Regions from separate parts of the Homo sapiens genome. Here region 2 is linked to region 1. A link is a loop called in an ENCODE intact Hi-C map of the cell type or tissue named here. Cell type or tissue: PC-3. All regions are shown on one strand. Links, peaks and the distances in the headings refer to the core of each region. The heading gives the core; the rest is flanking DNA. Region 1 has its middle 31 kb from the start of NRP1. Region 2 has its middle 8.9 kb from the start of LINC02628.

Region 1 (11,289 bases), core at 1,997-9,996:
CAAATGGATGAACACACATTTTAAACCCGTATTAAAATGGGTTTACTCAGGCAACTGTAACAAAATATCATAGGCTGGGTGGCTGAAATAACATACATTTATTTTCTCTCCATTCTGAGGACTAGAAGGCTAAGATTAAGGGTTTGTGTCTAGCAAGGCCTCACTTGCTGTCTTGTAGACTGAAGCCTTCTTGCTGAGTCCTCACATGGCCTCACATGTGAGGGTCCAGATGAGAGAGATAGCCAATGTCCTTTCCTCTTCTTATAAGGATATGTTAGGGCCCCACCCTTAAGACCTCATTTAATCTTCTTTTTTTTTTTTTGAGTCGGAGTCTCTCTCTCGCCCAGGCTGGAGTGCAGTGGCACAATCTCGGCTCACTGCCACTTCCACCTTCCAGGTTCAAGCAATTCTCCTGCCTCAACCTACTTAGTAGCTGGGATTGTGGGTGTGCATCACCATACCTGGCTAATTTTTGTGTTTTTAGTAGAGATGGTGTTTCATCATATTGGCCAGGCTGGTCTGGACCTCCTGACCTTAGGTGATCTGCTTGCCTTGGCCTCCCAAAGTGCTGGGATAACAGGTGTGAGCCACTGGGCCCGGCATCATTTAACCTTAATTATCTCCCTAAAGGCCCTGTCTCCAAATAAAGTCGCATCATGGGTTAGAGCATCAACATGTGAATTTGAGGGGTACACAATTCAATCCATAACAAAACTCTTTAATCTGTGTATGTTTCCACTTCTTGGTTTTTTCCATATTCACCCCATGGCCACATATTAATGCATGTGTCTTAGTCAGCTTGTGTTGATACAATAAATTCCATAGGCAGGGTAGCTTAAACAACAAATACTTATTTTTCACAGTTCTGGAGGCTGGAACTGTGAGATCAGGGTGGCAGCATGGTTGGGGTTCTTGTTGAAGACCCTCTTCCTGGTTTGCAGACTGCCATCTTCTCATTGTGTACTTTACCCGGTAGAGGGAGAAGAGAGAGAAAGCAAGCTCTTTCTTATCTCTTCTTATAAGGTCACTAATCCCATCATGCAGCCTGCACCCTGTGACCTGATTACCTCCCAAATGCCCCATCTCCAAGTACCATCATATAGATAAGTACATATAGATGAGACTGACATTATTATTGAGAGTAAATTACATATTAAATACACCCAGCTTTTAGCCGTTAAATAATGTTGTGTTTGTTTGATCATTTGTAGATGAATCCCATTCTGTTTTCCACCTTTATTACTTTTCTTGTGTCGTCGCAAGACTGGAAGGGCAGACAGTCCAAATCTTCATATCGACCCCATGGAAACTTGCTCAATGTATGAATAGAAAGGGGACCATCAGTCAGACTGTCAGTCTCCAAGCTTCCTCTCTATCTTGTGGACTCAGATGTCAAATAATGTAACTTTCATATTAGGCAAATGCAAATATACTAGGTTGTATGTATCTGTATGTATTTTGATGACTGACACACTTTGGTATCGGTCAGCACACAGAAAGGAAAATGTACAAGATTGTACTCCTGGAAAGAAACAACTTTTAGGGTTTTCAAAGATTCCCATACAAAAAACTTTAAAGACAAAATGCAACACTTAATTGAAAATTCAGATTTGTGAAAAAGAAACAAAGATATAGATATATTCGTATTATATTTTTATTATATATTCTAGATGATATATTAATATTTGATATGGTTTGGATCTGTGTCCCTACCAAATCTCATGTTGAATTGTAATCCCCAATTTTGGAGGTGGGGCCTGGTGGGGGGTGATTGGATCATGGTGCTGGTTAATTATGAATGGGTCAGCACCATCCCCTCAGTGCTCTTCTCATGATAATGAGTGAGTTTTCATGTGACCTGGTTGTTTAAATGTGTGTAGCACCTCCCTTTTCTCTAGGCTTCCTGCTCCAGCCACGTAAGACATGCCTGCTTCCCCTTCACCATCCGCCATGATTGTAAGCTTCCTGAGGCCTCCCCAAAAGCAGAAGCTGCTGTGCTTCTTGCACAGTCTGCAGAACCATGAGCTAATTAAACCTCTTTTCTTTATAAATTACCCCATCTCGGGTATTTCTTTACAGTGATGTGAGAATGGACTAATACAATATTATAAACAGCATCTGTTTGAATGTTTTCATATTCTTTTTCATATCAAATATTGAGTATACTATTTTAAAATATTTTCACTTTTCACAAAAGCTAAATTAGGCTGATTAAATTTAGGCAGGGCTTTTTGATTTTTACTTATATGTGTCTTTCTTGTTTGAATTATTTTAATAAGAAGATACATGGCTTTCAGAAAGAAAGAGAGAAGAGAGAAGAAAGAAGAGAAGAAAAGAAACTGGCAGTGCCGGTGTATCTGCATATTTTCTATTTTGTCTTGACAACGTATGCAGATTATAGAACTTCTTAAAAGGTCATTTGATAAAGTGAAACAAATGACTTCGAAAAAATAATCCTAAGGGAAAATTGTTTGGAACAATTAAATTGTAATAAAAATAATTTAAACCACTTTGCAATTAGTCTTCTTATGAACATCTACAACTCCAAAATGATTTTGACAAAAATGAATCTTGGCAACCAATTAATGCTCAGTCTCATCTAATTTATTTGGTTTTCTTGAGAGCAGAGAAAGCTGAAGAAGATTTCTAGAAATGATAACAATTTAAGACATTCACACACAATTGTATTTTTTGAAAAGCGTCTTATGTGAATTTTTATTACAAATAAAAATATTACACCTTTTGTTGTCATCTGAATACACTGCAATAACTTTGAAGTTGTCTGAATTGTTATATTCAAAGCAAATCTGCATGGTGAAGCTTATTATTTTCATTTATTAAAAAAGAATATAACAAACTATTTTCAGTAACTGTTACTAACTTTATTTAGATATCACCATCTGCATTTTAGGATTATCTGTACAATAACAATTGCATTGTTACATTAAATGCAAGAACCCCTCTTCTGCTTATCATTTTTAAGAGTAAAGCAATAGAGATGAAGTTGCAACAGTATTGGCTATTAGTGATATTTGCCAAGCCAAGTTTCTCTCTCTCTCTTTCTCTGTCTCTCTGTATGTAGTGACTGTAAAGCTAACCATCAGATTTCAAGTGTAGATTATGGAGTGTCTTATTATGTGGAAATAGGCTTCTGTGAGCTCATACAAGTATGTGTGATGGTTAGGTTCACTATGAAATACCTTACAGATAAAATCTCTTTTATAATCTTTACTATACATTCATTTATGATTCATCAAAAACAACACAAAGAATTTAAAACTAAATGTATGCCCTTGTTATTTGTTTCATGGAACTCATTTGACCAAGATGACTAGATCGATTAAGAAAGGATAGACACACAGAACTTAATTGCTAAGATCAAAGTATAATTTTAGCAAATCAACAATTGCCACTTATTTCTTCAATGGTACCTATGATCAAGAGGTTAATAATAGAGGTTTATGGATAGGACTGTTTCCCTGTAGAAGGCAGAATACCAAATACCCCAAATTGCACTGCCCGTGTCTTTCAAGTGCCTATGATTACAAACTAAAATAAAAACATATACAATGCAAACAAACGAAAAGCCCTATGGCTACATTTGGACAATACAGAAAACAATGGAAAGATTTGTATCTCCCTTTTTCCTCCCCTGTCTCCTCACCTCAGTTTTTTTTTCTTTTTAGTAGAGAGAGGAAAGAAAAGAAAAGTGGCAGAATCCAAAAAGAGGGAAGGAGCAAGAAGAGGAAAGAGAAATAGGAGGAATTGGGCAAGGTGAAAATAGACAAAAGGGTTATTTTAGTTGGCATTTCACTTGTTCTTCCAATAAAAGGCATATCCCATGTTATTTTGCTCATTGCCTTTGTCTGTCTGCTCTCTCTGCTCACCCCTGTGGGCCCATCAGGCCACCACTCATGTCTGCCTGCTGGGGGCTTGTGTAGAATAGAGCCCCGGCAGAGAAGGGCTTGACAATCTTTTACATAAAGCCTGAGTAAAGATCCTTCAGATGTGTGTGATCTTCAGGAAGCCATTAGTTTCTTTGAGCCTCTGTTTTCTCTATTCTAAAATAAGAAAACTGCTGATGTTACAAAGTGCTTTGGAGGAACAACAAAAACAACAGCACACATATCCACACGTGCACACATACATACCCGGAACTCACCTCCTGCTCCTTCCTTTAAGCCTATGCATGCATGGCTTTATCTAATCTATAAAATGATAATAATAACTTTGAAAACCAAAATTATATATGTTTTTTATTATGCAAGTGTAAACAGGCAGTCTGTAGAAAAAATACATTTAAACAATATACCACTCTCAAAATAAACACTAATGGTTTTGGTATATTCTTAGAGTTTTTCTTCAATGAATATACATACATATATTTTTATCCCAAAACACAGTTGTATATGTCATTCTGCAACTTGCTTTTTAAATGTGACAGTGCAATTCAGACATCTTTTTATATCAATACATATAGATTAATCTTGCTATTTTTAATAGTTGCATACTTATATGCCTATAATTTATTTTAACTCATCCTCTTTGTGGACATTTACATAATTTTCCTTTTTTTGGCTAATTCAAGTAATACTCAGTGAATGTCTTTGCATATAGATTGTGTTAATTTTTCCGTAGGATAAGTTCTTAAAGTAGAATGTTTGTGTGAAAGGTATGCTCCATTTGAAATTTTGATGGATAACACCATATTGCCCTCCTAAAAAGATTACATCTTATTTGCAATATTTTTCATTTCAATTTTCCAAGCTAGAAACTTCTGGGTCATCACCAAGCCTCTCCCTTTCATTTTCTAGCTTCCTTCCAAATTGTCACCATATCCTGTGATCATACTGCAGAAAGGATCTCCTCATTTCATCCCCGCATCTTCATCCTTCCAGCCAGTTTCTCTTTGCTCATGTCTTATAGAAGAAACTTCCAAAAGTTATCCACAATCCATTGTCCTTGTCATCCTGGGCACTTGAGAGAGGACATGGTTTTCTAAGGCTCCCTGGTATCTACCTGGCCATGCCAATGGAAAGATAAATAAAATGGCACATGCCCCTTGCAGGCTTGGCCCCTAGGAACCTGCCATTCACATTCTTCCTGCCATTTCATCTTCTACTGGCTGAATGTTGCCAGTTACAAGGCCCTGTGGGAGGTGGAACTGCACATGGCAGAGCCTGGGTCTCTGAGTGAACATGCCAGAGGACAGCTACCCCACAGTCCTGAGTGACTGCCCAGAGCAATGCCTCTTGTGTTGAGCTATGACATGGTTGGGTCTATTTGTTACAACAGTTAGACGTCAGTAGCAGAAGCAGAGAGGCCCCATCATTTTTTACTCACAGTATGAGAGCAGCCTTCTTGTTGGCCTCTCTAACTCCTGCTCCTTCCCCTTTCAGAAGCTCTGCTGCCAGAATAATCCCACTTTGAACCACAGTGACCTGTAACTCCTTCCTTTAAAGTCTTCAGGAACTCATTCCCTATAGATTCAGATCCAGACTCTTTGGCCTGGAATGGAAGATCCTTTATAACATGTCCACAGCCTTCCATGGGGTATTGGGGGCAGAGTCCTCATCTATCTTGTCCTCTGTGCTAGACAATCCAACATACAGTAGTGAAACCATCCCCCTTCCTTCTCCCCTGATGAAAACTATAAAGTGTATAAACTGTAGAGTTAATCAGGGGAGAAGGAAGGGGGAGAAATAAAAATAAGCCAAGCTTGAAGCACACTCTGCATTAGTCATGAGGTCAGCCTGCTTCCTCATAGTGGTTTGCTGCCTGTTGCCTCAGAATCATGTAGACCCTGTTACAAGATAAAAGTTCCCCTTTACTGATCTACAGATAACTTGAACATTACAAAGAATTGTTTTCCCTTTGAGATATTCTCTCAGTTCCTGCATACCAATAAAACTACTAGTGACTCAGCTGGTCTGAAGAACCCCACAGGAGGTGATTCACCAAAGAATACAGTTTCCACATCCTGATGATTTCATCCCCCTTACCCTGAAAAATGAACAACCCCAATTTTCCAGCCCCTCACCCTCCATGTCTCCCTTAAAAACTCCAGCCCAGAATTCCTAGGGGAGATGGTTTTGAAGGGGCTCCTCCCATCTCCTCACTCTGCTGCCTTGTGATCATTGAACTCTTTCTCTGCTGCAAGTCCTGCTGTCTCATTGTATTGGTCTCTTACTGCACAGTGGGCATATGAACTTGCTGCTTCTCTAACAGTAGCATTCAATACATACTTGCAGAATAAATCAATTCATATTGTTTGCTTTAGAGACAAATATAATGCAACATCAAGGAGGCAGTTTTATAAAAACAATTTGCTTTGTAGGGTTATTAATTTACGCTTAGCAATTGCTAAAAATACTGATTTCATGGCTCACCTCTTGAGATAGGGTAAAACAGCATGTTTTTGATATTGCTGATTTAGGTCCATAACATTCTAAGCCTAAAAGGGCCTTAGAGCTCATCTAGTACAATTTTCTCATTTTGCAGATAAAAACACTGCATTCCAGACAGCTGAAGAGACTCCAGGCTATGAAACCAGTGGGATACAGTCCCAAGCAGGCCAGCACCCAGTTCATAGGTCTGTCTGCCTTCTGTGACACCAGGCTGTCCCTAAGGCTAATGGCCCTAGACAACTTGATCTCTGCAGTCTAATGTCTGCTTATATTCAACTGGCTTTGTGGCTCCATTTAAGGTTTTATTTTTTGGTGCCTCATTTGTCAATTTGGTTTCCCAGTCTTGGTCTGACTGGGAAGAAGCAGAGCCAGTGTACCATGCAGGGGACGGGATGTTAGATCTGGCCTCTTGCTCTGCATTCCTCTGTCACCCATAGAATTTATTGAGCTTCCTCATGTACAGGTCCTTCTTCATTCATCAGGGCCAGAGGCTGCTGGTGAGCAGGGAGACATTTTTTCTAACATGGTGGGAGGAATGGCAGTTTTATAACTATAATTATACCCTCCAGAAAATAACTGTTACTTAAAAGGTGTATCGTTCTTTGTACATGGATCTGAAGGCTCAGCGATGGGTACATTTAAAAATCAATAAAGTAGTCAGCCAAACATTCAGCTCATGCATCACAAGCTCACAGGGATTCAGATTTAACAGAAAGATGGGGTAGGCACTGCAGTGGTTTGGGCCATGGGCACCTACTGTGTAAAGGAACAGAAACATTGTAAGACATTTCAAATTGCCCTGCACTTGTTCAGGTTAGGTTCATCTTGTCAGATACCTTTCCTATTCTCTCTGGTACTTCTCCATCACTTAGGATGAATGGTGAAGAGTTTTCTGGCAAAGTGCTTGTTGCACTTTGGTGTTAACCAGCTATTGACAGCCACACACTTTGAAGTGACTTCTCCTACAGGAGTCACTGATGGACAGCAGAGTGTAGTGCAAATATCAGGACTGAGGTTGGGAGGTTTAAATTACAGGTTTCAAATGATTTTGGGAGGAAAACTTCCATTTTCAAACAGGGTGAATTATGAGAAACAACCTGAAATGCCACCTTTATGCCTCTTCTTATAACCTAAAAATACAGAATGGTCCTGAGAAAGTTTGCTTTGGCTAAGTAGCATATTTGTCTGTAAACTATGAAATTGCTCATTCATTCATCCATACAGTCATTAAGTTGATACATATTTATTAAGAGTATCCTCAACACCATTGAATATATACTCAATGAGTTGTTCTATGTGGTGGAATTAACAATAATGACAAACCAAGCCCCTTTACTCATGGAGTTTACATTTCAATGGAATAAGAATAATAATATAACAATAAGAAAACATAATAAGCCATGAGAGCTGCATTGGTTATATTTTAGTTTGTTGAAAAAACCCCTCAAACTAAGTATCTTAAAGCAAGAGTTGTTCATGATTTCCCACTATTTTGTGGGCAAGAGGGTGGGTCATTTGCTGCCCTCACCTGGACTCACACTTGTGGCTCCTTTGAACCGGAAGGTCAGCTGGTGGCTGGGCTTGGCTGGGCTTGGCTGGGCGCACTGGGTGGCCAGGCCCTTCTGACCACATCATGTTTTGTCTCTGGGTGGTCTTAGGGTTCCATGGGAACAAGTACCAAAGAGCAAGTGCTTATTGAGTTTCTGTGTGTGTCATGTTTGCTAATGCCCCACAGGCCAGAGAAAGTCACAAAGCTAGGGGCATGGATATGAGAATGCATGATTCATTACCGACCAGTAGAGAAACAATCTAACACATTGGTAATAAGAGGCAGGAAGCAAACTAAAGAATGAGGGAATCAACGGAGAGTGATGGGGCAGTTATTTTAGATAAGGAGATCAAGATGACTCTCTTTGAGGAGAGAACATTGAAACAGAGACCTGTGAAGTAGGGTAGGGGGTCAAGTGGAGGTACCAAGAGAGTGTTCCAGCCAGAGGGTTAGCATGTGCAAATGCCCTGAGTGGGAACAACAGGGAGCCAGTGTGGCTGGAGGGCAGTAAGCCAAGGGAGAATGTTATCATAGTGGTGGAACCTTGTAGGCTCTTGCAGACCACGGTAAGGACTTCACAAGGTGTTCTAAGATGGAAGGAAACCTGCACATGCTCGTTGTAGAAAAGGGAAGAATTTGATTTATGTTTTAAAAGGATCACTCTGGCTTCTGTGTAGAGAATAAACCTTATAAGAGCAAAAGTGGAAGCAGGAAAAGAAGTTAGGAGAAAAGAGAGAGTGAGGTGGCTTGGAATGCAATTATAACAGCGCAGATGGTGAGAAAGAGACAAACTCAGCATATGTTTTGAAATCAGGGCTCACGGTACTTAAAATGGATTGAATGTGGGTTATGAGAGAAAGGCATGAAGGATGCCTTCTAGGTTATTGTCTGACCACCTTGGTGAGTGGTGTTTCTATTACGAGAGAGATCGCATTGGCTGGGTCAGGGTAGAATGCAACATAGAAGATAGCGGACATATTTAGAAAATGAAATCAATGACATTGCCTCACAAAATTCTAAAGCTGAAAATCCAGCAACTGACATAATCCCATCATTTTATAGACAAAGAAATTGGGATCTGGGAAAATGAAGGAATTTCTTTTTTTAAAAAACACTTTCTGTAATCCCAGCACTTTGGGAGGCTGAGGTGGGCAGATCATGAGGTCAGGAGATCGAGACCATCCTGGCTAACACGGTGAAACCGCGTCTCTACTAAAATTACAAAAAATTAGCCAGGCACAGTGGTGGGCGCCTGTAGTCTCAGCCACTCGGGAGGCTGAGGCAGGAGAATGGCATGAACCTGGGAGGCGGAGCTTGCAGTGAGCTGAGATAGCACTATTGCACTCCAGTCTGGGCAACAGAGTGGGACTCCATCTCAAAAAAAAAAAAAAAAGACATTTATTAGGCCATTTTTGCATTGCTTTAAAGGAATACTGGGACTGGATAATTTATAAGAAAACAGGCTTAATTGACTTATGGTTCTGCAGACTGTACAGGAAGCATGGTGCCAGCATCTGCTTCTGGGGAGGCCTCAAGAAACTTTTATTCATGGCAGAAGGCGAAGTGGTGGCAGGCAGTTCACATGGTGAAAGCAGGGGCGGGGCCGGGAGGGGGGAGGTACTGCACTTTATTAGTTTCATCCTACAGGTGAAATTAGTTTGCTGATAAATGTCAAATGCTTTAAGATTTCGGAGAAAGTTATTTAGATACTCTGACTCTAATTTTTTTGTGGAGGGAGGATCACATTCGATAAACACTCAAGAGAATAAGATAGAGGAATGAGGCACCGGCAGAAGGGTTTTGTATTAGTCTGTTCTCACCCTGTTTTGAATAAATACCTGAGACTGGGTAGTTTATAAAGAAAAGAGTTTAATTTACTCACAGTTCCACATAGCTGGAGAGCCTCAGGGAACTTACAATTACGGTGAAGGCACCCCTTCACAGGGCGGGAATAGAGAGAAAATGAGTGCCAGCAGGAGAAATGCCAGATGCTTATAAAACCATCAGATCTTGTGAGACTTGCTCATTATCATGAAAACAGCATGGGGGAAACTGCCCTCATGATTCAGTTACCTCCACCTGGTCCCACCCATGACATTTGGGAATTATGGGAGCTACAATTCAAGACGACATTTGGGAATTATGGGAACTACAATTCAAGATGAGATTTGGGTGGGAACACAGTCAAGCCATTTTAGGTTTGGTGGAATTGCTTCTTTGAAAATACAGTTGCAGGGACCTGTCTTAGTCCTTTTGTGTTGTTATAAAGGAATACCTAAGGCTGCATAATTTATAAAGAATAGAGGTTTATTTTGCTAACCGTTCTACAAGCTGTGTAAGAAGCATGGAGCCAGCATGTGCATCTGGTAAGGGTTTCAGGCTGCTTCCACTCATGGCGGAAGGGGAAGGGGAACCAGCATGTGAACTGGTTGTTAAAAAGAGCAGGGCACCTCCCTCCCCTCTCTTGTTTCCTCTGTTGCCCATATGATCTGCACATGCTGGCACCCCTTAGCCTTGGCCATGAATAGATCTACCCCAGGGTCCAAACACCTCTCACCAGGCCCTACCTCCAACACTGGGGATCATATTTCAACTTGAGACTTGGCTGAGTCATACAAACCAGATCCAAATCATAGAAGGACCATAGCTAGTTTGGATAGATTTTACCATCAAGAGGTCTACCCAGACAAATGAAAGATCTGTGAGCATTTGTTGAATGAATCTTCAACAAAGTTTAGGCATTTTGAATATTTAGGTTTCCTTGTTGAAGCTTGAAAATATGCCTTTTGCATTTGACAAAAATTAAGTTACATTCTCTGAAGTCTGTTGAAGTAAATTTTTGTAGTCCTGTCATTCATTTCCCACTTTATTGAGTACACTGCTGGTATTTTTGGTTGTTGTTTTTAAGCTTTCTTTATTTTCCAATCCAAATTGATGTGTATCAGGCTGGTATTTTTAATGTTAATGGGCACTCAAAATTTAGTGTTCAGAGAGGTAGAGAAGGCAAAAGAAATAGGCTGAAATTTATCTTAAATCAAAGAGCCAGGCTAAAAGGAGTCTATGTCAAGGGGGCAGGAGGTATGGTTACTACGAATTTAAATAGGATTCCCCTTGTATGAAATTAGCAGTTCTTCATTACTCAGCACGTCCTTCCCCACCTATTTCCTTCATCATACTTATCATCCAGAGATTGCTGAAGACAGAAACATATTATGATGACCTTTATTAGGTGTTTACTATATTCCAGGTTTGTAGCTAAGTGCTTTATAAACATTACCTCATTATTGTTTTGTCCCTAGAGTCAACGCTTATCTGACTCTAATCTTCCTAGAA
Region 2 (11,289 bases), core at 1,364-9,363, 240 kb after region 1:
ATACAGGGAACTCCTGCTAGTCAATAGCAATAATCATCATCATCATCATCATATTTTTAAAATGGGCAAAGAGTGGAATAGATATTTCTCAAGAAAAGACATACAAATGGCCCACAGGTAACTGAAAAAGTGCTCAACATCACGAATTATTATACATAAATCAAAATCACAATGAGCTATCACCTCATACCTGTTAGGGTCCTAATTATTGAAAAAGCAAAATATAACAAGTGTTTGGGAGAATATGGGGAAAAGGAACCTTGGTACACTGTTGGTGGGAATGTAAATTGTTACACTCATTAAGGAATACCATAAAGGTTCCTAAAAAAATTGAAAGTAGAACCACCATGTGATCCAGCAATCCCACTTCTAGATATTTATCTAAAAGAATTGAAATCAGTATCTTGAAGTCATAGCTGCACCACCATGTTCACTGCAGCGTTATTCATAACAGCAAAGATTTGGAAACAACCTAGATGTCCACTAACATGCAAATGAATAAAGAAAGTATGATGTATATATGCATGGCACACTATTTAACCTTTGAAAAGAAGGAAATCTTGTCATTTTTAACAACATTGATGGACCTAGGGAACAATTTGCTAAGTGAAATAAGCCAGACACAGAAAGACAAATTCTGTATGATCTCATTTATTCATTTATATGTGGAATCTAAAATAGTCAAACTTTTAGAAGCAGAGAGCGAATGCTGGCTACCAGGAGGGTGGGGAAGGAGAAATCGGGAGGTTATGGCCAAAGGGTACAATGTTATACAGGATAAATAAGTTCTACAGATCTACTATGCAGTATAGTGCCTGTAACTAACAATACTGTATTTTGTACTTACATTTTACTGAAAGGGTAGATGTTACGTTAAGTGTTCATACCACACACATACACACACACACACACATAAAATAATAATAAAGGGAGTGGGCAGGAACTTCAGGAGTTAATGGATTGATGAATATATTTATGAACTTTATGGTGGTTATGGTTTCAGGAGTGTATACTTATCTCCAAACTTGTCAAGTCGTATACATTAAACAAGTATAACTTTCAACCTGTCAATCATATTTCAATAAGGTGATTTTTCTAAAAAGAAGATATTCTCTCATGTTTTCTTCCAGAAGATTCATTATTTAATCATTTATATATAAGTCTATAAATCCACCTCTAATTTGTTTTGGTGTATGTTATGGGTAGAGGTCAGATTTCATTTTTTTCTCCTGGACAGCTATCCAATGGACCTATCACTGCTTACTGGAAAAGACCATTCTTCCATTTAGAGAATTGTAGCAGTGTTAAATTAATCAGGTGACCATATAAAAAGTGGTATGTTTCTGGGCCTCCTTCCACTGATGTATTTATATACCTTTGGTCCATACCATGTGTGTTTTTTTGTTTGTTTGTTTAGACAGGGTCTCACTGTATCACCCAGACTGGAATGCAGTGGCATGGTCATGGCTCACGGCAGCCTCAAACTCCTGGGCTCAAGCAATCCTCCCACCTCAGCCTCCTGAGTTAGCTAGGACAACAGGCATGTGCCACCACATTCAATTAATTTTTTTATATTTTTTGTGGAGACGAGTTCTCACAATGTTGCCCAGGCTGGTCTCAAATTCCTGGGCTCAAGCAACCCTCCCACCTCAATTTCCGAGAATGTTGGGATTATAGGGATGAGCCACCACCCCTGGATCATACTATATCTTAATTACTATAGCTTTGTAGTAATTCATAAACTTGCTGGTGTAAATCCTCCAACTTTGTTTTTCTTCAAGACTCTCATGGCTATTCTAAGTGCTTTGCATTTCCAGATAAAGTTTAGAATATCTTGCCAATTACTAAAATTAAAAAGCTTCCTAGGGCTTTGATTTGGATATCATTGAATCTTTAGATCAAACTGGGAAGAAATAACATCTTTAAAACACTGAGTCTTCCAATTTGTAAAGATGGTAAACCTCTCTATTTAGGTCTTTAACGTCTCTCAGCAATGTTTTGTAGTAAAAACTAAAAAGTGTAGACGCTTTGTATCTTTTTTGGGAGAATTTATTTCTGGTTATTTGATGGGGTTTGTTAGTGCTATTTTAAGTGCTATCATTTACTTTCCATTTCAAATGGTTCATTGTTAATATATAGCAATAAAACAGATTTTTACATATTGACATTATATCCAGGGATATAATAAATTCAGTCTTTAAGTGGAATAAGGATCCTTTTGGATTTTTTACATGCACAAAACATGTCATCTTTATAAAAGATAATTTACTTCTTTCTTTATAATCTTTAAATTTTGTGTCTATTTTTCTGCCCTCCGGACTCACTAGAATATCTAGTGCAATGTTGAATTGAAATGATGATAGTAGACATCCTTACCATTAATGTAGTAAACAATGTTGTTTGATTTCTAATAGCAAATTGACTAAAATTCTAAAATATATATTGTATATTGATTTATTCTATTTACTATGTTTTTGTTTAAGATTTTTGCATCTATGGTCATGAGGGATATTGGCCTATAATCTCCCTCCCTCCCTCCCTACCTCCCTTCCTCCCTCCCTTCTTCCTTCCTTCCTTCCTTCCTTCCTTCTTTCCTTCTCTCATTCTCTCTTTGTTTTTTGCGTCTTGTTAGGTTTTAATATCGAGGCTATGCTGACCTAATATAAATGTTTGGTAGTTGTATTAGTCTGTTTTCATACTGTCATAAAGAAGTACCTTAGACTGAGTAATTTATGAAGAAAAGAGGTTTACTTGACTCACAATTCTGCAGGCTTAACAGGAAGCATGGCTAGGAGGCCTGAGGAAACTTATAATCACGGTGGAAGGGGAAGGGGAAGCAAGCACATCTTACCATGGTAGAGAAGGAGAGAGAGGGAGACCAAGGGAAGTGCTACACTTTTAAACCATGAGATCTTGTGAAAACTTGCTCGCTACCGTGAGAATAGCTTGCGGGAAATCTACCTCCATGATCCAATCACCTCCCAACAGTTCCCTCCCCTGACATGTGGGGATTACAATTCTACATGAGGTTTGGATAGAGACACAGCTCTAAACCATATCAGCAGTATTCGGTTTTTTTTTTCTATTCTCTGGATATGTTTGTTTAAATTTGGTATGGCTTCTTTTCTAAATATTTGTAAAATTTTATCAGTGAAACAACCTGACCTGGAGTTTTCTTTGTGTGAAGGTTTTTAATTACAGACTCGATATGAGACTATTCTGTTTTTTTACATTTCTTCTTCTGTCACTTTTGATGCATTTTCTTAGGAATAGTGTGTTCTACCTAATTTTTTAAAGCTTTGTCATAAAATTATTCATAATATCCCTATATTATTCCTAATGTCTCTAGAAAATGTATTTTTGTCCCTCTTTTCTGTCTTAATATTACTAATTTGTGGGGTTTTCCAGCCATCTTCTAAATTGGCCTTACTAGCAATTTGTTATTTTATTAATGTTTTCAAAGAACTATTTTTAAGGCTTCTACTCATATCTATTTTCTTTGGGTATAATACACGAGTCTTTTTCTAGCTTGTTGGTATAGAAGTTTAGATTTTTAAGCTTTCTTTATTTCCAACAAGTGAATTTAGAACTCAAAAATCTTCTCTGAGCACCTCTTTAGCTGCATCCTGCAAGTTTTCATGTTTTATTAGCTCATTAGCATTCAGTTCAAAATACTCTCTAATTTCCATCATGATTTCTTCATTGCCCATGAGTTATTTAGAAATGTTTTACTTATTTTCTAAACATTTGATGATCTTTACCATATCTCTTATTTATTTTTAATTCATTTTTTCTGAGGTCTAAGACATATAATCTGTATGATATCAATTCTGAGATATTTCAAAGAGCTTTCTTTGTGGCCAAGCATATGATCTCTGCTTGTTTGATCAGTTACAGAAAAAAAAATAGAGTGTTAAAATCTTCAACACCATGATTGAGAATTGGTCTACTTAAAAAATAATTCTATCACTATTAGCTTTATATGTTTTGGAATTTTGTTTTTGGGGAGAAAAGAATTGTTCTATTTTCCTCTTGAATTATCTTTTAATCAGTACCTCAAATAAAATATCTTGTCTTATGCCTTATCGATATGAGTATAGGTACAAGGTTCTGATATGAATATAGGTATAGGTTCTTTTGGTTGATATCAGTACAGTATATTTTTTACCCATCTTTTTTTACTTTTAACCTTTCTATGTCTTTATATTTATACATGCCCTTCAACTTACAATGGGGTTACCTCTCAATAAATTCATCATAGGTTGAAAATATTCCATGTTGAAAATGCAATGAGTACATCTAACCTAACAAACATCATAGTTTAACTTAGCCTATCTTAGATGGGCTCCAAACACTTACTTTGGTCTAGAGTAGGTAAATGTAAAATGGGGCAAAATTGTGTAACACACAGCCTACTGTGGTGAATACTATACACAGATGGGCATTTTGTAGACATGAAGGTGTCAGAGGTATGTGAACCAGAGCAACTCCATCTTAAATAGGAGCTGGGTAAAATAAGGCTGAGACCTACTGGACTGCAATTCCAGACAGTTAAGGCATTGTAAGTCACAGGATAAGACAGGAGGTCAGCACAAGATACAGGTCATAAAGACCTTGCTGATAAAACAGTTTGCAGTAAAGAAGCTGGCTAAAACCCATCAAAACCAAGATGGCCACGAGAGTGACCTCTGGTCAGGCTCACTGCTACACTTCCACCAGTGCCACAAGTGTTTACAAATCACATGGCAATATCAGGAAGTTATGGTCTAAAAAGGGGAGGCATAAAAAAATCCAAGCCTTGTATAGCCTGTTATCAAGAAATAACCATAAAAATGGGCAACCAGCAGCCCTCAGCACTGCTCTGTCTATGGAGTAGCCATTCTTTTATTCCTTTACTTTCTTAATAAACTTGCTTTCACTTTACTCTATAGACTCGCTCTGAATTCTTTCTTCCATGAGATCCAAGAACCCTCTCTTGCAGTCTGGATCGGGACCTCTTTCTTGTAACAAAGGGATGCAAAAATATAAAACACAATATCAAAAAAAAATCCTGGAAACACAGTACACTGTAAAGTATTCATTATTTACCCTTTGTGATTGCACGGCTAACTGGGAGCTGTGGCTTGCTACCTGCCCAGCATCGCAAGAGAGCATCTTATCACCTACTGCTAGCCCAGAAAAAAATTGAAATTCTAAATTGAAGTAAGGTTTCTACCAAATGTACCTCACTTTTGCACCATCCTGAAGTCAAAAAGTCGTAAAGCAAACCAGTGGAAGTAGAGGGACTGTCTGTAAAGTGTTGTGTTACAAAGAGCACATAGTTGCTTTTCTTATTCTGTTTGGCAATCTTTAATATAATTACTGATATAGTTGGACTTCAGTTTACCTTTTTAAAAAGAGTTTGTGTTGTGATATCACTCTGACTGCATGCTGGGTGTGCTCCTCCCTCCCCCTTTTAAGGTGTTAAATGTCAATACATACCATACCAAAGAGAGCAGTCATGGTAATCTAAATGTCTATTATTTACTTAGGTCTATGCAAAGCAAAGGTGTTTCCTTGAGAAAAGAATGGAGTCCAGCAGCAACAGAGGTCTCTGAAGACTGATTGAGGGAAAGACAGAGAGAGCATACAGTCTGGGGGACAAATATTTCTAGAAAAAGACCCTCAGAGTGGGATTTTTAAAAGATGCTAGAGGAGGTCTATTTCAGGCAGTCTTGGGAGATCCAACTAGGCAGGGTAGGGTGCTGTGCATGCAGCTTATTGAGGTGCAGCTAAAGTCAGTGCAGTTCATATTTCCTGGTCCTCACCCAGTAAATTCAAATGAGCATCTACCAGTTTTCACCCTGTGGGTACAACTGAGTAGACCACCAAGTTCATTTGACAGGTATTCAATGGTTTAATCGAAGGGTTTGATTTAATGGCTTAAGTGTGAATTTTCTGGGGATGAATCAATTGTATTTCTCCACAATTTGTACCCTCTGTTTTAATTCTTTTATTCATTCTTTTGTTCATTCTTTTAGGTTAATCAAATATATTTTTAAAGTTTTCCCCTTTCTTTTTAATTATTTAGTGTAATATTATTGTATAATCTGCAGCCTTAACTAATTACAATCCACCTTATTAAAAATTAATATTTGTGTTATGTCTCAAATAATGCAAGAATTGTACAATTCATCTCCATTTACTTTACTTGTCATTAACCAACAAGATATTCTTAATTTTCTTATAAACCATCAATATTATTTGCTATTTACTCCCATATTCACAGTTTCTAGTGTTTTTCATTCTTCTTCCAGTTCTGTGCTTCTATCTTAAATTATTTTCCTTCAGCTCAAAGATCTTTTGAAAATGTTCCTTATAGTTTTAGTCGTCTGGAGAAAAAGGTTCTCAGCCTTTGATTGTCTGAATATGCCTTTGTTTTTGCCTTCAATTTTGATCTTTATTTTATCTCATTTTCTCATAGAATTTTAACTGTGTTTTTGGTTTGTTTGTTTGTTTTGTTTACTTTCAGCACTTTCAATGTGCCATTCTATTGTCTTCTGGCTTTTACAGTTTCTGTTGAAGTCAACCATCAGTCTTATTTTAAGCTCCTACTTTGAAAATAATATTTCTTCTTTCTCAGGCTAATCTCTAAAGATTTTTTGTTTGTTTTTTTTGTTGGTTTTGTTTTTTTTTTTTGTATTTAGAAGTTTTAGTGTGATGTGCCCAGGGGTGGTTTCTTTGTATTTATTCTATCAAGGGCCCACTGAGTTTTGTGACTCTGTTGGTTTGTGTCTTTAATCATCCTAGACAATCTCAGCAATTATCACTTCAAATATTTTTTGAACCTGTTCTCTATCTCCTCCTGGAATTCCATTCAGACATGTTAGATCTTTGTCTGTCTTTCATTTTATTTTATACTTTATCTGTTTTCTTCATTCTTTTTCCTTTTTCTCTGTGCTTCACTTTATTTCTTATTGATCTATCTTTGAGTTCATTAATTTTGCCTTTAAATGTTTCTGGTCTGATTTTAAGGCCATAAATGATATGTTAATTTTGAACACTGTGTTTAATATCTCTAGACCATTCATCTGATTCTCTTTTATGGATTACAGTTCTCTGTTGAAATACTTTATTTTTACCCATTTTTGCACATCTTTCCTATGTTCTCTTTAACATAATAACCAAAATGACTTTGAAGCTCTTGTCTCTATGCCCATGTCTTATTTTCTGTGGGTCTGCTTCTATTGCTTTATATTTTTGCCTGAATATAGATTGCATATTCTTGCATATTCAGTAGTCTGGTAAGTTTTGATAATATGCTAGACAGTGTCCAAAAAAAAGTCATAAAATGTCCAGATGATATTTTTCACCAGTAACAATTTTCTCTTGCTTTCCTGTTAGGTAGGTAAGGCAATTGTCTAATCACCTCAACCGATTCATAGATTGAGCCAAAACAAGACTTGTTAGGAGTCTTGGTATGACAAACTTCATCCTTTGTACAACCCTTATTTTGGGGGATAGGGTGAGTGGCCCTTCTGGGCATTTTTCTCAATTGCCTGATGGATTTTTGTCTTCTCATCCTTGGGACACTGCAGGGAATTCAATTCTGTACTTCAGAAGTTTTGGACTTAGCTCTTTTGCCTCTTGCTACCCCCTGCAATAACCCACCTCTTCAACTCTCCCCACCAGCTCTGAAATCTAGGAAATTTCTTGAAGTGGAGGCAAGTTGGATGTTTGAATCAGGCTAACTCCCTCTGGTAGAACTCTTTTTCCTGAGCCTCCTAAGATTATGGAAGATTTTACTGAGCCTTTGAGAAGAATTTGACATTTTTAAAGTCTTCTATGCTTTTCAGTTATCTAGTGCTGTCTAACAAACCACCCTGAAACTCAGTTGCTTAAAGCAATAATAGCCATTTATTTTGATCACGAATCTGCAATTTGGGAAAGGTTTGATGTGGATGCTTCACTTCTTTGCTGTGGAGCTTTGGCTGGAGTGGTAAGAATCCAGTTCTATGATGGCTTACTCACATGTCTGGCAAGTTGGTACTGGCTGTTGGCTGGGAGCTTAGCTGAAGTTATTGGCTAAGTTTCCTCTCCACATGGGCAGGTCCATGTAGCTGTTTGGATATTCTCACAGCATGACTTTTGGGTTCTAAGAGGCAGGAAATGGAAGATGCCAATCTTTTAAAGCCTAGGCTTAGAATTTGTTTCAGCATCACTTCTGTAGTATTTTATTTGTCAAAGCAGTCACTGAGCCTGCCTAGATTCAAGGGTGAGGGACATAAATCCCAACTCTCAATAGAAGAAATGTGAAAGAATTTATGACCATCTTTAATTCACCACACACACGCCATCCCAAAGTTCAATAAATATTCTATGAGAAAAACAGGCCGCACTTTTGGGTCTCCTTAAGACTCCGACATGTCATTTCAGCCTTTCACAATCATTGAAAGCCTTGTTAGTTTCACTTTCCTTTAGTAGCATGCCTCTGAGTTAGTTACTCAATATAACCCTCAGTTCAGGCCCAGAGTCTGAAAATGTTCCCAGTGATGAAACCACAGGGGATGATTATTCACCTCTGAATGGCATCCCCTGTCTGGAATTCAAATTTATCCATGTTGTTTCTATAGCTCTTCAACAATTTGAAGCCATGGTAATTATTGAGACTTCTCAGTAAGGATGCAAAAAGTAAGAAGAGAAGAGTGCCCAAGAGAGAATCTCAAGAACCTCTAAAGTTAAAGAAACAGAGATGAAGTTTAGATCAACAAACAACAGGCAAAGGGGTAGGAAGAAAACCAACAGAGTGCAGTGTAACGGAAGCTAAGTTTAAGTGTTGACTAGCTGGGAGTGCTCTACAATGTCAGTTGTTACAGAGAGGATATAAGATAAAGAAGAAAGCTTGCATTGGATTTCGTGACAGGTAGACAAGGTTAGAGAGGTGGTTAGGTGCAAAGATGGGTACAGCAGCTAGCAGGCCATGGATTAAGGAGCGAGTGGGAGGTGATTGATTAAGTGAACACAATGTGAGTGAAAAACTCTTTCAGTGAATATGTTACAGGAAAGAGGCCCCAGTCCGGACCCCAAGAGAGGGTTCTTGGACCTCACGCAAGAAAGAATTCAGAGTGAGTCCCGAAATTCTTGTCTTCTATTTAATCAGGAAGCAAGAATGAATGCCTGTGTAGCTGTTTTAGGGAGCAGACAATGAAGGTGGTTTCTTTCTTTCTTTTTTTTTTTTTTTTGAGTCAAAGTCTCTCTCTGTCACCCAGGCTGGAGTGCAGTGGTGCGCTCTCAGCTCACTGCAACCTCCACCTACCAGGTTCAAGCAATTCTCCTGCCTCAGCCTCCTGAGTAGCTGGGATTATAGGCATGCGCCACCATGCCCAGCTATTTTGTATTTTTTTAGTAGAGACGGGGTTTCATCATGTTGGTCAGGCTGGTCTTGAACTCCTGATCTCAGGTGATCCGCCCGCCTCGGCCTCCCAAAGTGCTGGGATTACAATGGAGGTGGTTTCTATAGAATGGACTTCATTTATAAATAGAAATTTAGTTCCCTGCTAAACACATTAGAAAGCATGCAGGGTTAGAAGATTTGAGAATAAATGATGTTTGAAGTTAACCTCTGTGGGGAATAAAAAAGACAAATACAAAATAATTACAGAGCAACTTTGAGTCCAATCTCAGTCTCACCAGTCAGAGATGCTTGCAATGTAAGAAAACACAGAAATCAAACAGCTGATCTGGAGTTAGGTTTTTACGGGGCACGTGTAACAGAAGGACAACAGATCAAAGGAACTGAGGAGTTTGGCAAATGAGCCGATAAAGCAATAGATGATGAAGTCTAGGCTGTAAGGATGTAAAGTTAGGATACAGTGATAGGATGGAATAAATTAGAGCAGTCAGAGATATTTGGATGAGGTCAAAGAACAGTGATGAGATGAAAGGGGGAAATGTGTGGCCAGAGAGTAAGATGTGAAAGTTAAGCTTTCAGAGGTGGAAGAGTTCTAAGTGATGGCAAGGTGAACGTAGCAGCCACCTGAGTAGAGGGCTGAAGTGAAGAGCTAGTGAAAAGCCATCGATGCTGGGGAAGTCAGTCAAAGAACAGCAAAGTCCAGAGGCTGAACTTGCAACTCAAAGAAATCAGAAAAAATGTCAACAGGATTAGAGGTGTCAATGAGGACAATGAAGCTGATTTCCAAGTGTATGAATGAGAGACCCTGACCAGGGTATGGGTGAGTGACAGCAATAGAGAGAGCAAGTGAATGTTGGCCAAAATGGGGCATGACCTTCCAAAGAGCAGGAGCAAGGACTGGTATAGATTTGGAAGTGGCATTGGGCCTCCAGAAGGATGAGGACTACTCCATCTCTCAAGGCTCAGGTCTATGAAGCATGGGCCAATGAGCGCCATCTTTTTAAGAAGGTCACAGACAACAGGAATTCTCAGAAGGGAAGCCTGGTGTCTTCTGCTGTAAAGAGAAGCTGCTCCTGATACTGTCATCTACCTCCTGCTCTCACGGGGCATAGACCAACCTCTGTCGAGATAATGGGCTGGTTTTAGGTGTGTGCTGGTAACCGTTCACCTGACCAAGAGGAAGCATGTCTGCCACCACACTCTCTATCCACACAACTCCTTCTGAAGATGGTGAGACTGTCTTTGCAAAACTTATAACAGTGAGAAAATTATGGCAGTGAAAGACATCTGATCTAATGAATCCCCTTCTTGCCTTTAGCCTTCAAACTGTCCTTAATCATTCCTGGGCCTGGGCCAGGCTAACTTTGGGGGACATTTAGTTAATAGTTTAAATGATAATAGCCCTTTCCCCAAACTAAGCTGCCTTTGTAAAGCTAGTAAGAGGCCACCAGGCTAGGAGGATGAAAGGAGTCTAAATTCTGTTAAGGTGTACACATAAACAATTGCCAACCATTATTCCAGAGGTTACAAAATGTTGATGAAAAGAGTCAAACTCTGTACAATATTTTAAGAGATTTATTCTGAACCATATATGAGTGACCATGGCCCCTGACACAGACCTCAGGAGGTCCTGAGAATGTGTGCCCAAGTTGGTTGAGGCGCAGCTTGGTTTTGTACATTTTAGGGAAGCATGAGACATCAATCAAATACCTTTAAGGAATACATTGGTTTGTTTCAGAAAGGCGGGACTACTTGATGTTGTGGGGGCGGATGCTTCCACGCTACAGGTAAATTTAAACATTTTCTGGTTGACAATTGGTTGAGTTTGTCTAAAGACCTGGGATTGATAGAAAGGAAATGATCAGGTTAAGATAAAAGACTGGAGACCAAGGTTCCTT

Evidence for each region. Peaks named below come from ENCODE experiments on the same cell type or tissue, not always from the same donor. Only the 100,000 strongest peaks of a DNase experiment are listed, where the experiment ranks them.
Region 2: a loop joins it to region 1, with 6 times the contacts of the local background. A loop is called at or near these places in 1 of 110 quality-filtered maps.

Annotation. Positions count from the first base shown.
Region 1 is chr10:33,360,191-33,371,479 of GRCh38, forward strand. No RefSeq gene overlaps it. Among named protein-coding and RNA genes, the nearest start is that of NRP1, 31 kb to the left of the region's middle. In PC-3, for the core only: no CTCF peak of the experiment used is centred there; DNase peaks (open chromatin) are centred at 3,131 and 5,901; H3K4me3 peaks cover 4,251 bases; H3K27ac peaks cover 5,455 bases.
Region 2 is chr10:33,604,270-33,615,558 of GRCh38, forward strand. No RefSeq gene overlaps it. Among named protein-coding and RNA genes, the nearest start is that of LINC02628, 8.9 kb to the left of the region's middle. In PC-3, for the core only: no CTCF peak of the experiment used is centred there; a DNase peak (open chromatin) is centred at 5,462; H3K4me3 peaks cover 784 bases; H3K27ac peaks cover 1,151 bases.